Regions from separate parts of the Homo sapiens genome. Here region 1 is linked to region 2. Evidence: read pairs that join two places in POLR2A ChIA-PET (ENCODE). Cell type or tissue: PC-3. All regions are shown on one strand.

Region 1 (8,000 bases), 59 kb before region 2:
CGTTTCCAGGAGATTGGTCTCAGAAGGAATGAGACGAATTGGATTTAAACACAAATTTTTAATGTTAGAAATACTAGAATATGCTTGGCAGTGAAAGAAAAGGATCCTGTATAGGAGTGATTAAAGATGATAGAGATGTGAAGTACAGCCTGGTTGTGGTGGTGCACGCTTGTAGTCCTAGCTACTCGAGAGGCTGAGGTGGGAGGATCGCCTGAGCCCAGCAGGTGGAGGCTGCAGTGATATCAGGCCACTGCACTCCAGCCTGGACAACAGAGTGAGACCCTGTCTCAAAAAAAAAAAAAAAAAAAAAAAAGGCTGAAGTACACAAAGGAGATGGTGTCCAGGGGAGATACAAGTAAGAGGACCTCTTTGCTTCCGATTGGAAGGAAGAGTATTGGGACAGTAATATATTGAGCCAAGGTATATTAATAACCTCTGGATTATTGTGCTGGGCAAAAATTACACATTCTTGAGTGTGAGATGAGAAGGTAAAATAAGTATAAATCATTTGCTAATCTTTAATTCGTGGATTGGGCTATTTTACGTTAACATTAAATACACAATTGACATGTTTTTTCAAAACCATCCCTCTTAGTGCTGATAGTCTTTTTCTCACCTACATTTATTGCTAGACTTTTTAAAGTCACCTAGACTTTAAAATCTTTTTGGGATTCATAGCATTTCTCTTTTAAGGAGTCAAATTCAGCAGGGCTTATGTTGCCTCATAATTGATCCCTGTTTAAAAGGCAACGTGAAAGAAGTAGCTAAGTGCACTCATTGCAGAGTTAGACTGTCTGGATTCAAATCCTGACTCTTCCACTCTAACTTGTTGACTTTGGCAAGTTACTTAACTTGTCTGATTTCCTATTTGTTAGCTGGGAGCATGATCTACTTCATGGGGTTGTTTGAAGATTAAATGAGAAAATATTTATAAAGGGCTTAGAAGAGTACCTGAAACATGATGAATGCTCAATAAGTGTTAGCAATTATTGTACCAAGTAACAAATTTGAAGGAAACATTCTGTCTAAGTAGGATTGATTAAAATTCCCTTTGAAATAGGTAATTCAATATGCATTTAAAGCTAGGATGCTTTAGAATAGCTGCTATTTAAATTGTGTGGTGTCTGGTGTAGAGTCATGTATTCACTACAGTCAAGATACAGTTCCATCACCACAAGGAATTCTTGTGTTGCCTTTTTATAGTCACATTTATGTCCCTCCCACCCTCTTCCCTTTCCCTGATCTCTGTCAGCCACTCATCTGTTTTCATTCCTTTAACTTTGTCATTTTAAAAATGTTAAATGTATGAAATTTTATATGTGACCTTTTTGGATTGGCTTTAACATCCAAGTTGTTGCATGTATCAATAATTTGTTTCTTTTCATTGCTGAGTACTATTACATGGTGTGGATGTACCACAGTTTATTTATCATTCACCCACTGAGTTGTTTTCAATTTTTGGCTATTATGAATAAAGCTACTATGAACATTTCTAAAAATAAATAAATAAATTGTGTGGTATATGAACTTGCTCTGGACATTATTTGAGCTTTAAGGACAAATAATGCTACATGTTTAGTTTATGTATTTATTTATTTATTAATTAGAGAGGGTCTCACTCTTGCTCAGACTAAAGTGCAGTGGTGTGATCATAGCTCACTGCAGCCTCAAACTCCTGGGCTCAAGCACTCCTCCTGCCTCAGCCTCTGGAGTGGCTACGACTACCATCATGCCAGGCTAATTCCTTTTTTTTTTTTGAAAGATGGGGTCTTGCTGTGTTGTCCATGCTAGGACTACATGTTTAATTTGTGGAGTTTTGTGCAAGATATAAATGGTGTCCTAGTCTAACATATTGAAATAGAAGTTACAGGTTAAATCTGAAGTCTGAAATGCCCCATAACGTGAATCTTTTTGAGCACTGACATGATGCTGGAAGGAAATGTTCACTGGAGCATTTTGGATTTCAGATTTTTGGATTAAGGATGCTTGACCAGTGTGATACAAATATTCCCAAATTTGAGAAAATCTGAAATTCAAAAACACTTTTGATCCCAAGCATTTTGGGTAAGGGATGCTCAACCTGTGCTATTTTAAATATAATACTATTTAAATATGGGCCGAGTGCGGTGGCTCACACCTGTAATCCCAACACTTTGGGAGGCTGGTGGATCACCTGAGGTCAGGAGTTCAAGACCAGCCTGGCCAACATGGTGAAACACTGTCTCTACTAAAAATACAAAAAAAAAAACAAACAAAAAATTAGCCAGGCATGGTAGCGGGCAGCTGTAATCTCAGCTACTCAGGAGACTGAGTCAAGAGAATTGCTGGAGCCCAGGAGGCAGAGGTTGCAGTGAGCCGAGATCGCGCCATTGCACTCCAGCCCAGGCCAACAACAGTGAGACTCCATCTCAAAAAATAAAATAAAATAAAATAAGTAAATATAGTAATATAACTTTTTATTCGTAAAAAACTTTTCAAAAGGGTAATTGTGTAGTAGTTGAGACTAATAACTTTTGTTGTTGTTGTTGAGATGGAGTCTTGCTCTGTCTCACCCAGGCTGGAGTGCAGTGGTGTGCTCTTGGCTCACTGAAGCCTCCACCTCCCGGGTTCAAGCGATTCTCCTCTCAGCCTCCTGAGTAGCTGGGACTACAGGTGTGTGCCACCATACCCAGCTAATTTTTGTTTTTCTAGTAGAGACGGAGTTTCACCATGTTGGTCAGGCTGGTCTCAAACTTCTGACTGCAGGTGATCCACTTTTCCTCGGCCTCCCAAAGTGCTGGGATTACAGGCGTGAGCCACTACGCCCAGCTGAGACTAATCATAACTTTGAAATGATAATTCCTTTTAATGAAAATTGTATTTTAATTTTGTGTTTCTTTTTTTCTTGAGAGGGTCTTGCTGTGTCACCCAGGCTGGAATTCGGTGGCATGATCACATCTCACTGCAGCCTTGACCTCCTGGGCTCATGCAGTCCTACTTCAGCCTCCTGAGTAGCTGGGACCACAGGTGTGCACTACCACACCTGGCTAGTTATTTTTTATTTTTTGTAGAGATGGAGTCTCACAGCGTTGCCCAGGCTGGTCTCAGACATCTGAGCTCAAGTGATCCACCTGCTTCAGCCTCCCAAAGTGTTGGGATTACAGTCATGAGCTACCATGCCCGGCCCTAATTTGGAAGTTCTATGAAATACTTCCGTTTAATTGAACCAATACTTGTTTAACAATTAAAGGACACTCAGCCTTGTATTTGGGTAATTATACAAGAGAAATATAAAGCATGGTTTCAGTGACAGTAGCTTAGTTTTACTGAGGGTACAAGAAATACACACTGAAAAATGGTACAAGGAAGTATATGAACAGGGGCTAAAATGAGTGGTACAGACTGGGTGATTGAGGAAAGCTATGTGTGCTGGTATATCTCCAAGGATTTTGTAGAACATTCTTGAGGGATTTTTTCAGACTTATTTAGAGATGAGAGCTCATTCAGCACACACACACACATGCATACTCTGCTTCCAGGAATGAGCCACTGATAACAGATAACAGATAAAAATGTATGCCATAGGTATTTCAGGACCAAAAGGTTAAAAACACCCTAGTTTGAAAGGAGATCAAATTTCTAGCATGGTCTTAAAGGAGGTGAGATGGGAAAAGGACGCTTAAGATAGGAAATGCAGTTGAGAAGCAAACACATGAAGATAAGAATATGTTTATGTCCCAGGTTGGAGAGGAGAATTAGGAAAATAAAGAGAAGCTGAATTAGAAAGACCTTAAACCCAGCAGAAGAGTTTAGGATTTGTCTTGTTACTGTAAAGGTTTTTGCATAGATAAAATAAAGTGCTATTTTTGGAAGAATGGATTACTCTGGATACGGAGAACTCTTAGTTGTGGCTAAGGAATTAGCTTTGTGAAGGGATGACAGATTTTTTTTTTAACATTTTTAAAAAATTTATTTTATTTTTTAAATTATACTTTAAGTTCTAGGGTACATGTGCAAAATGTGCAGGTTTGTTACATAGGTATACATGTGCCATGTTGGTTTGCTGCAGCCATCAACTCATCATTTACATTAGGTATTTCTCCTAATGCTATCCCTCCCCCAGCCACTGACCCCTCGACAGGCCCCGGTATGTGATATTCCCCGCCCTGTGTCCAATTGTTCTCATTGATCAATTCCCACCTATGAGTGAGAACATGCGGCGTTTGGTGTTCTGTCCTTGTGATAGTTTGCTGAGAATGATGGTTTCCAGCTTCATCCATGTCCCTGCAAAGGATATGAACTTATTCTTTTTTATGGCTGCATGGCATTCCATGGTATATATGTGCCACATTTTCTTAATCCAGTCTATCATTGTGGACATTTGGGTTGGTTCCAAGTCTTTGCTATTGTGAATAGTGCCGCAATAAACATATGTGTGCATGTGTCTTTATAATAGCATGATTTATAATCCTTTGGGTATATACCCAGTAACGGGATCGCTGGGTCAAATGGTATTTCTAGTTCTAGATCCTTGAGGAATTGCCACACTGTCTTCCACAATGGTTGAACTAGTTTACACTCCCACCAACAGTGTAAAAGCATTCCTATTTCTCCACATCCTCTCCAGCATCTGTTGTTTCCTGACTTTTTAATGATCGCCATTCTAACTGGTGTGAGATGGTATCTCATTGTGGTTTTGATTTGCATTTCTCTGATGACCAGTGATGAAGAGCATTTTTTCATGTGTTTGTTGGCTTCATAAATGTCTTCTTTTGAAAAGTGTCTGTTCATATCCTTTGCCCACTTTTTGATGGGGTTGTTTGTTTTTTTCTTGTAAATTTGTTTAAGTCCTTTTTAGATTCTGGATATTATCCCTTTGTCTGATGGGTAGATTGCAAAAATTTTCTCCCATTCTGTAGATTGCCTGTTCACTCTGATGGTAGTTTCTTTTGCTGTGCAGACAGTATTTATTTATTTATTTTTTTGCTTTCTTTTTTTTCTGAGACGGAGTCTCGCTCTGTCACCCAGGCTAGAGTGCAGGGGCACGATTTTGGCTCACTGCAACCTCTGCCTCCTTGGGTTCAGCGATTCTCCTGCCTCAGCCTCCCAAGTGGCTGAGAGTATAGGCGCACATCACCATGCCTGGCTAATTTTTGTATTTTTAGTAGAAATGGTGTTTCACCATATTGGCCAGGCTGGGCTCGAACTCCTGACCTTGTGATCCACCCGCCTCAGCATCCCAAAGTGCTGAGATTACAGGCGTGAGCCACTGCGCCCGGCCTGGTCTTCAGTTTAATTAGATCCCATTTGTCTATTTTGGCTTTTGTTGCCATTGCTTTTGGTGTTTTAGTCATGAAGTCCTTGCCCATGCCTGTGTCCTGATTGATAGTGCCTCGGTTTTCTTCTAGGGTTTTTATGGTTTTAGGTCTAACATTTACATCTTTAATCCATCTTGAATTAATTTTTGTATAAGGTGTAAGGAAGGGATCCAGTTTCAGCTTTCTACATAAGGCTAGCCAGTTTTCCCAGCACCATTTATTAAATAGGGAATCTTTGTCCCGTTTCTTGTTTTTGTCAGGTTTGTCAAAGATCAGATGGTTGTAGATGTGTGGTGTTATTTCTGAGGCCTCTGTTCTGTTCCATTGGTCTATATCTCTGTTTTGGTACCAGTACCATGCTGTTTTGGTTACTGTGGCCTTGTAGTATAGTTTAAAGCGAGGTGGCATGATGCCTCCAGCTTTGTTCTTTTTGCTTAGGATTGTCTTGGCAATGTGGGCTCTTTTTTGTTTCCGTATGAACTTTAAAGTAGTTTTTTCCAATTCTGTGAAGAAAGTCATTGGTAGCTTGATGGGGATGGCACTGAATCTATAAATTACCTTGGGCAGTATGGCCATTTTCACGATATTGATTCTTCCTATCCATGAGCATGGAATGTTCTTCCATTTGTTTGTGTCCTCTTTTATTTTGTTGAGCAGTGGTTTGTAGTTCTCCTTGAAGAGATCCTTCACATCCCTTGTAAGTTGGATTGCTAGGTATTTTATTCTCTTTGTAGCAATTGTGAGTGGGAGTTCACTCATGATTTTGCTCTCTGTCTGTTATTGGTGTATAGGAATGCTTGTGATTTTTGCACATTGATTTTGTATCCTGAGACTTTGCTGAAGTTGCTTAACAGCTTAAGGAGATTTTGGGCTGAGACAATGGGGTTTTCTAAATATACAGTCATGTCATCTGCAAACAGGGACAATTTGACTTCCTCTTTTCCTAATTGAATACCCTTTATTTCTTTCTCTTGCCTGATTGCCCTGGCCAGAACTTCCAACAGTATATTGAATAGGAGTGGTGAGAGAGGGCATCCCTGTCTTGTGCCAGTTTTCAAAGGGAATGCTTCCAGTTTTTGCCCATTCAGTATGATATTGGCGGTGGGTTTGTCATAAATAGCTTTTATTATTTTGAGATATGTTCCATCAATATCTAGTTTATGGAGAGTTTTTAGCATGAAGGCCTATTGAATTTTGTTGAAGGCCTTTTCTGCATCTATTGAGATAATCATGTGGTTTTTGTTGTTGTTTCTGTTTATGTGATGAATTACATTTATTGATTTGCGTATGTTGAACCAGCCTCGCATCCTAGGAACGAAGCTGACTTGGTCATGGTGGATAAGCTTTTTGATGTGCTGCTGGATTCAGTTTGCCAGTATTTTATTGAGGATTTTTGCATCCATGTTCATCAGGGATATTGGTCCAAAATTCTCTTTTTTTGTTGTGTCTCTGCCAGGCTTTGGCATCAGGATGATGCTGGCCTCATAAAATGAGTTAGGGAGGATTCTCTCTTTTTCTGTTGATTGGAATAGTTTCAGAAGGAATGGTACCAGCTCCTCTTTGTACATCTGGTAGAATTTGGCTGTGAATCCATCTGGTCGTAGCCTTTTTTTGGTTGGTAGGCTATTAATTATTGCCTCAGTTTCAGAGCCTGTTATTGTTCTATTCAGTGATTCGACTTCTTCCTGGTTTAGTCTTGGGAGGGTGTATGTGTCCAGGAATTTATCCATTTCTTCTAGATTTTCTAGTTTATTTGCATAGAGGTGTTTATAGTATTCTCTGATGGTAGTTTGTATTTCTGTGGGATCACTGGTGATATTCCCTTTAGCATTTTTTATTGCATCTATGTGCTTCTTCTCTCTTTTCTTCTTTATTAGTCTTGCTAACGGTCTATCAACTTTATTGATCTTTTCAAAAAACCAGCTCCTGGATTCATTGATTTTTTTGAAGAGTTTTTTTGTGTTTCTATCTCCTTCAGTTTTGCTCTGATCTTTGTTATTTCTTGCCTTCTGCTAGCTTTTGAATTTGTTTGCTCTTGCTTCTCTAGTTCTTTTAATTGTGATGTTAGGGTGTCAGTTGTATATCTTTCCTGCTTTCTCTTGTGGGCATTTAGTGCTATAAATTTTCCTCTACACACTGCTTTAAATGTGTCCCAGAGATTCTGGTACATTGTGTCTTTGTTCTCATTGGTTTCAAAGAACGTCTTTATTTCTGCCTTCATTTTATTATTTAACCAGTAGTCATTCAGGAGCAGGTTGTTCAGTTTCCATGTAGTTGGGCGGTTTTGAATGAGTTTCTTAATCCTGAGTTCTAATTTGATTGTACTGTGGTCTGAGAGACAGTTTGTTGTGATATCTGTTCTTTTACATTTGCTGAAGAGTGCTTTGCTTCCAATTATGTGGTCAATTTTAGAATAAGTGGGATGTGGTGGTGAGAAGAATGTATATTCTGTTGATTTGGGGTGGAGAGTTATGTAGATGTCTATTAGGTCCACTTGGTGCAGAGCTGAGTTTAAGTCCTGGATATCCTTGTTAACCTTCTGTCTCGTTGATCTGTCTAATATTGACAGTGGGGTGTGAAAGTCTCCCATTATTATTGTGTGGGAGTCTAAGTCTCTTTCTAGGTCTCTAAGGACCTGCTTTATGAATCTGGGTGCTCCTGTATTGGGTGCATATATATACATATATATGGTAGTTAGCTCTT
Region 2 (8,000 bases):
GGAGCTTTCTAGAGGAGTCCTTAGGATTTTCAAGGTAAACAATCATATCATCAGCAAACAGTGACAGTATGACTTCCTCTTTACTGATTTGGATGCCCTTTATTTCTTTCTCTTGTCTGATTGCTCTGGCTAGGACTTCCAGTACTATGTTGAAGAGGAGTGGTGAGAGTGGGCATCCTTGTCTTTTACCCCATGCTCACAGGGAATGCTTTCAACTTTTCCCCATTCAGTATGTTGGCTGTGGGTTTGTTATAGATGGCTTTTATTAAAGTATGTCCCTTGTATGCCAATTTTGCTGAGAGTTTTAATCATAAAGTGATGCTGGGTTTTGTCGAATGCTTTTTCTGCATCTATTGACATGACCATGTGATTTTTGTTTTTAATTCTGTTTATGTGGTGTATCACATTTATTGACTTCTATATGTTAAACCATCCCTGCATCCCTGGTGTGAAACACACTTGATCATGGTGGATTATCTTTTTGATATGATGTTGGATTTGGTTAGCTAGTATTTTGTTGAGGATTTTAGCATCTACATTCATCAAGGATATTGGTCTGTAGTTTTCTTTTTTAGTTATGTCCTTTCCTGGTTTTGGTATTAGGGTGATGCTGGCTTCACAGAATGAATTATGAATTATTAGGGAGGGTTCCTTCTTTCCCTATCTTGTGGAATAGTGTCAAAAGGATTGGTACCAATTTTTCTTTGAATGTCTGGTAGAATTCTGCTGTGAATCCGTCTGGTCCTGGACTTTTTTTTTGTTGTAATTTTTAAATTACCACTTCAATCTTGCTGCTTGTTATTGGTCTGTTCAGGGTATCTAATTCTTCCTGATTTAAGATAGGAGGGTTGCATTTTTCCAGTAATTTATTCATCTCTTCTAGGTTTTCTAGTTTATATGTGTAAAGGTGTTCATAGTAGCCTTGAATGATCTTTTGTATTTCAGTGGTGTCAGTTGTAATAGCTCCTGTTTCATTTTCTAGTGAGGTTATTTGGATTTTCTCTCCTTTTCTTGGTTAATCTTGGTAATGGTCTATCAATTTTATTTATCTTTTCAAAGAACCAGCTTTTTGTTTCATTTATCTTTTGGTCTTTTGTTTGTTTGTTTCAATTTCATTTTGCTCTGCTCTGATCTTGGTTATTTCCTTTGGGTTTGGGTTTGATTGGTTCTTGTTTCCCTAGTTCCTTGAGGTGTGACCTGTTTGTGCTCTTTCAGACTTTTTGATGTAGGCATTTAGGGCTATGAACTTTCCTCTTAGCACCGCCTTTGCTGTGTATCCCAGAGGTTTTGATAGGTTGTGTCATTACTGTCATTAAGTTTGAAGAATTTTTAAATTTCCATCTTGATTTCGTTTTTGACCCAATGCTCATGCAGGAGCAGGTTATTTAATTTCCATGTATTTGCATGGTTTTGAAGGTTCCTTTTGGAGTTGATTTCCAGTTTTATTCCACAGTGGTCTGAGTGAGTGCTTGATATAATTTCAATTTTCTTAAGTTTATTGGGGCTCATTTTATGACCTATCTTATGGTCTATCTTGGAGAAAGTTCCATGAGCTGTTGAATAGAATGTGTATCCTGTGGGTTTTGGATGAAATGTTCTGTATATATCTGTTAAGTCCATTTTTTCCAAGGTATAGTTTAAATCCATTGTTTCTTTGTTGAATTTCCCTCTTGATGACCTGTCTAGTGCTGTCAGTGGAATATTGAAGTCTCCCACTATTATTGTGTTGCTGTCTATCTCATTTCTTGGGTCTATTAGTAATTGTTTTATAAGTTTGGGAGCTCCAGTGTTAGGTGCATGTATGTTTAAGACTATGATATTTTTCTGTCGGACAAAGCCTTTTACCATTATATACTGTCCCTCTTTGTCTCTTTTAACCACTGTTGCTTTAAAGTTTGTTTTGTCTGATATAAGAAGAGCTACCCCTGCTCGCTTTTGGTGTCCATTTGCATTAAATGCCTTTTTCCACTGCTTTAAGTTTATGTGAGTCCTTATGTGTTAGGTGAGTCTCCCAAAGGCAGCAGATGGTTGGTGAGTTCTTATCCATTCTGCGGTTCTGTACCTTTTAAGTGGAGCATTTAGGTCATTTACATTCAATGTTAGTATTGAAATGTGAGGTACCGTTACTTTACTTTCGTAGTGCTCTTTCTTGCCTATGTACTTTGGTTTTGTTTTGTGTTTTTGCTTTTTAACTTGTATTTTTGCATTATGGGTACTGTGTGATTTATGCTTTAAAGAGGTTCTGTTTTGATGTGTTTCCAGGATTTCTTTCAAGATTTACAGCTCCTTTTAGAAGTTCTTGTAGTGGTGATTTGGTAATGGCGAATTATCTCAGCATTTCTTTGTCTGAAAACGGCTTATCTTTCGTTCACATACGATGCTTAGTTTCACTGGATACGAAATTCTTGGCTGATAATTGTTTTGTTTGAGGAGGCTGAAGATAGGTCCCCAATTCCTTCTAGCTTATAGGGTTTCTGCTGAGAAGTCTGCTGTTAATATGGTAGGTTTTCCTTTATAAGTTACCCTGTGCTTCTGTCTCATGGCTCTTGATTCTTTCCTTCATCTTGAGTTTGGATAACCTGATGACAACGTGCCTAGGGAAAGATCTTTTTGTGATGAATTTCACAGGTGTTCTTTGTGCTTCCTGTATTTGGATGTTTAGGTCTCTCACAAGGCTGGGGATATTTTCCTTGATTACTCTCCCGAGTATGTTTTCCAGGCTTTTAGAATTCTCTTCTTCCTCGGATATACCGATTATTCTCAGGTTTGGTTGTTTAACATAATCCCAGACTTTTTGGAGGCTTGTTCATATTTTCTTATTCTTTTTTCTTTGTCTTTGTTGGATTGGGTTAATTCAAAGACCTTGTCTTTGAGCTCTGAATTTCTTTCTTCTACTTGTTCATATCTATTACTGAGACTTTCTAGAGCATTTTGCATTTCTAAAAGTGTGTCCAAAGTTTCCTGAATTTTTGTTTTTTCATTAAGCTATCTATTTTCTTGAGTGTTTCTCCCTTCACTTCTTGTATCATTTTTGGATTTCCTTGCCTTGGGCTTTGCCTTTCTCTGGTCCCTCCCTGATTAGCTTAATAACTAACCTCCTGAATTCTTTTTCAGGTAAATCAGGGAATCTTCTTGGTTTGGATCCATTGCTGGTGAATTAGTATGATTTTTTGGGGGTGTTGAAGAGCCTTGTTTTATCATGTTACCAGGGTTGGTTTTCTGGTTCCTTCTCATTGGGGTAGGCTCTGTCAGAGGGAAGGTCTAGGGATGAAGGCTATCGTTCAGATTCTTTTGTTCCACGAAGTGTTCCCTTGATGTAGTATTCTCTCTCTTTTCCTATGGATGTGGCTTCCTGTGAACCAAATTGCAGTGATTGCTGTCTCTCTTCTGGGTCTAGCCACCCAGCAAGTCTACTCAGCTCTGGGCTGGTAGTAGGGGATGTCTGCACAGAGTCCTGTGATGTGAACCATCTATGGGTCTCTCAGCTGTGGATACCAGCACCTGTTCTGGTGGAGGGTGCAATGGACTCCGTGAGGATCCTTAGTTTTGGTGGTTTAATACCCTATTTTTGTGTTGGTTGGCCTCCTGCCAGGAGGTGGTGCTTTCCAGAAAACATCAGCTGTAGTAGTGTGGAGAGAGACTGGTGGTAGGTGGGGTCCTAGAACTCCCAAGATTATATGCCCTTTGTCTTCCACTACCAGGGTGGACAGGGAAGGACCATCAGGTGGGGGCAGGATTAGGCATGTCTGAGCTCAGACTCTCCTTGGGCGGGTCTTGTTGCGACTGCTGTTGGGGATGGGGGAAGAGATTCCTAGGTCACTTGAGTTGTGTACCTAGGAAGATTATGACTGCCTCTGCTGAGTCATGCAGGTTGTCAGTAAAGTGGGGGAAAGCCGGCAGTCACAGGCCTCACTCAGCTCCCACACAAACTGAAGGGCTGGTCTCACTCCCATGGTCTCACTCCCACCGTGCCCCTCTCACAACTCTGAGTCTGTTTCCAGGCCACAGGCGGGCAGCAGGCTTGCCCCAGGCTATCCGCCTCCCAGCTGCAAGAGAAAAGGGCTTTAGTTTTCCCCCTGCCGGTGAAGTCTGCATGCAGGATTTGCACCCTACCTTGAGTTCTGGTCAGGAGGCTTCTCACCCTGTTCAAATTGTTACAAAGTTCAGCTAGAGAATTCCTTCTCCCTGGGGAGTTTTATCCCCTGCTCCTCTGGCCACCCTCCCAATGGATCCCTGTGGTGCCAGGCAGGAATGGCCTGCTTGGGGACCCAGCAAACTCCCAGGGCCTTTCTGCTGCTTCCTCTACCCCTGTTATTTCGCTTGCCTCTCTAACTTGACTCAGCTCCAGGTAAAGTTGGAAACTTCTCCTGCAAACAGACCTTCAGCTTCTCCAGTGGGGGTGTGTGTTTGGGAGAGGAGGGTCTCCCTTTCCCATTTCTGCAGTTGGGGCACTCCCAATATTTGGGGTTTCTCCCGGGTGCTGCAGGAGCAGTCCGCTTTCTTCAGAGGGTCTGTGGGTCCTCTTGAGATTGCTGATTTTTTCTTGCAGTCAGTCTGGAGCTAACATTTGCAATCAAGCCTCCGCATGTTGCCCGGTCTGGAGCTTCAGTCTAGTCCTGCCTCCCGTCTGCCATGATCCCTTCTGTGATGCCATCAATTTATTTTTTCCCTTCTGTGATGTCATCAATTTATTTTTAAGTGTGTGTGTTGTTTTCTTTTTCTTTTTTTTTTTGAGAGAGTCTTGCTCTGTCACCCAGACTAGAGTGCAATGGCGCAATCTCATCTCATGGCAACCTTTACCTCCCAGGCTCAAGCGGGCCTCCTGCCTCAGTCTCCTGAGTAGCTGGGACTCACAGGCGTGCACCACTACAACTAGTAAATTTTTGTATTTTTTGTAGAGATGAGGTTTCTCCATGTTGCAGTTGTTTTACTTCTATGGGACTGATCCCTCTGCTTTTTAAGATTTTTCCCCAGCTGCACAATCTATATCTTTAGAACTTGATATGCGGCAGCGTTTCATAGATGTGTTATGGAAACAAAGAGTCACTGTTAATCAACACAGCTTCTTGAGAGCAAGAAGCTATTGAAACATCAGTTACTAGAGATTCCCAATGTGCCCAGTCACTGCGATAGATATTATGGTGAAACACATTTCAACACGTATAGTACAATGTGATGGATATGTACAAACATGTTCAAAATACTTATGGAAGGGCAAAGGAACAAGTAACTAGTAACTAACTCATCTGTATGGTATCATAGAAAGTTGTATGTATTAAGTAACATTTGTGTCTTGAAGAAAATGTAAGTCTTTTTTTTCTTTTTTTTTTTTTTTTGAGAAGGAGTCTCGCTCTTTTGCCTAGGCTGGAGTGCAGTGGCGTGATCTCGGCTCACTGCAAGCTCTGCCTCCCAGGTTCTGGCCATTCTCCTGCCTCAGCCTCCCGAGTAGCTGGGATTACAGGCATGAGCCACTGCACCTGGCCAAAGGAAATGTAAGTCTTAAAGTGGCAGAAGTATCCCAGGGAAAAAAGAACAGCATGCATATATGTAAGGAGAGAGGTATGACTTGGAATGGACATGCAGCATGTCCAAGGAACTGCAGGCAATTTGATGTGTCTGTAGTAGCATGCTTAGGGAGTGGTAGTGTGTCATGGGAGACAGACTAGAAAAATAGGCGGAGACCAGATCATAAAGAATTTGTGTATCATACTAACTTGTTTAGGTTGCCAACTAGTGCCACAGATGCAATACTAAAGCATTAAATCAATTTGTTTCCTAATTAACATCTCAAATAAAACTATATGAATAGTAGAGAGAAAATTACAGATTGACCTTACTCACCTTTCAACACTATTGAGATAAGAGGATCCATCATGGCCTCCTACTGCATATAACAGATCATCAAGAACACTGACCCCAACTCCGCATCTCCTTTTGCTCATTGAAGCCACCATTCTCCATTCATTGGTCTGTGGATCATATCGTTCAACACTGGAAATGGCATCTCCACTGCACCAACCACCAACTGGGGAAGTAACAGAAATGGTCAAGAGAATCCTATCCTGAAGCATAAAATGTAACACTCACTACTAACTTCACTGTGACCTAATGCTTAGACTCACCAAATGTCTCTAGTAGTAGGTCAAAATGCAAGTTATGACTTCAACTCATTCCACTGGGATTGCTATAATCTTTAATCAATTCTGTAAATAAGTTAGTATTACGTCTATTTTACAAAGGAAGGCAATGATACCAATTCACATAGGATTATGAGATAATATGTATATATGGATAGAATGGAGAAATTATAGATGGATATGCATAGAATGGAGAAATAAATTATAATTGTTTAATGTTTTTTCACAATTCCATGTGATTATGGGATGAGCTGCACATTGATATATAAATTAATGCATGTGACTCATTTCAACAAAACATCTACTGCACGACATTTTTATTTTTTATTTTTTGAGACAGGATCTTGTTCTGTTCCCCAGGCTGGAGTACAGTGGTGCAATCACAGCTCACTGCAGCCTTGACCTCCTAGGCTCAAGCCATCCTCCTGTCTCAGCCTCCCAAGTAGCTGGGACTACAGACATGCACTACCACACTCAGCCAATTGTTTTTCTTATTTTTTGTAAAGATGGGGCCTCCCTATATTGCCCAGGCTGGTCTCAAACGCCTGGCCTCCAGAAAGCTGTATAGGCATGAGCCACTGTGACCAGCCAACATTTTTGGATTTATATAAAAATAGATATTAAAGGTGTTGAATGAGAAAAAAGAATAGAGCACTCTTTTGGAGTATATCAGTGTGGAATCATGGGTTATGAGTCAAGCTATATGCTGACTTATTATTTGTGTCTTATGACAGTAAATATCATAATTGTCCAAAGGATTTTTCAAATGACAGTTTCTCACCTGGGAAAATACTCAATTTACTAACAGTATATTAAGATCCAAACCTGCAAAGAGTACTTCCCCACATCGGATAGGTTTCCGTGGTCTCGTCCTTGGTCCTTGCATTAGTGGTCGTTCTTGCGGCAATAGGAGGTAGTTTTTAGCCTCATCTACCAAGTCTCTGTAGAAAAAATTCTGCCTTTATTCCAAATATCTAAATTACATTGTTAGTTAAGTCCCAATGTAGTTTAGGAATATATAGGTTGGCAAAGGGAAGCAAGCATAAATCAAACCAAATCATGAATGCCAGCCAATATTAAAATTGGCACAAACATGAAACCAATAATGCCAGTCAAACTGAGTTGTGAATTGATTGGTATTTCCATCATGACTCATGTCTCACTGCAAATTTAGCCTAAAGCTCAACATGCTTACAGCCAACAATAACTTATAGAAAAGTAAAAATTACAATTTGATTACCACACTGCAGAGTTACTACTTTTTAATAAATTTTATTAGATTCTGCAAGATATTAGCAAGGTAGCACATCAGCCAGGGCAATAGTTATTTGCTAGATTAAAGTAATAAAACTGGGTCAAAAATCGGATTGCTGAAAAGAAACACTGTACTGCCACAAATTTGCTATCTGGTAACATATGAATGGTTTACTCTCAACAAGTCTACCGAGACATATTTCCTGTCTTGTTAAGACACTTTAAGAGAAGAGTCTAGTAATTACACATGTAATGACTTTGCAGTGGCTCACGCCTGTAATCCCAGCACTTTGGGAGGCTGAGGGGCGGTGGATCATGAGGTCAAGAGATTGAGACCATCCTGGCCAATATGGTGAAACCCCGTCTCTACTAAAAATACAAAAAGTAGCTGGGTGTGGTGGTACGCGCCTGTAGTCCCAGCTACTCAGGAGGCTGAAGCAGGAGAATCGGTTGAACTTGGGAGGCAGAGGTTGCAGTGAGTCGAGATTGCACCACTGCACTCCAGCCTGGCAACAGAGCGAGACTCCGTCTCAAAAAAAAAAAAAAAAAAGACAAAGACTTTGATCTCCTAATAGCTTGTTAGGTCATTTGAGGGTTCCTACAAATAAT

Evidence for each region. ChIA-PET counts read pairs that join two places held together with the same protein. Peaks named below come from ENCODE experiments on the same cell type or tissue, not always from the same donor. Only the 100,000 strongest peaks of a DNase experiment are listed, where the experiment ranks them.
Region 1: POLR2A ChIA-PET joins it to region 2 with 5 read pairs; 6 of 35 experiments call an interaction of 5 or more read pairs at or near these places.

The regions. Positions count from the first base shown.
Region 1 is chr1:173,814,118-173,822,117 of GRCh38, reverse strand. The region is part of intron 2 of CENPL (centromere protein L); the gene reads left to right. Among named protein-coding and RNA genes, the nearest start is that of DARS2, 6.6 kb to the left of the region's middle. In PC-3, no CTCF peak of the experiment used is centred here; no DNase peak of the experiment used is centred here; H3K4me3 peaks cover 1,430 bases.
Region 2 is chr1:173,755,001-173,763,000 of GRCh38, reverse strand. It overlaps KLHL20 (kelch like family member 20), which reads right to left. Exons shown (of 12, transcript NM_014458.4): 6 at 6,963-7,078; 7 at 5,842-6,025. Among named protein-coding and RNA genes, the nearest start is that of KLHL20, 44 kb to the right of the region's middle. RefSeq lists an enhancer at 3,567-4,067. In PC-3, no CTCF peak of the experiment used is centred here; a DNase peak (open chromatin) is centred at 3,840; H3K27ac peaks cover 693 bases.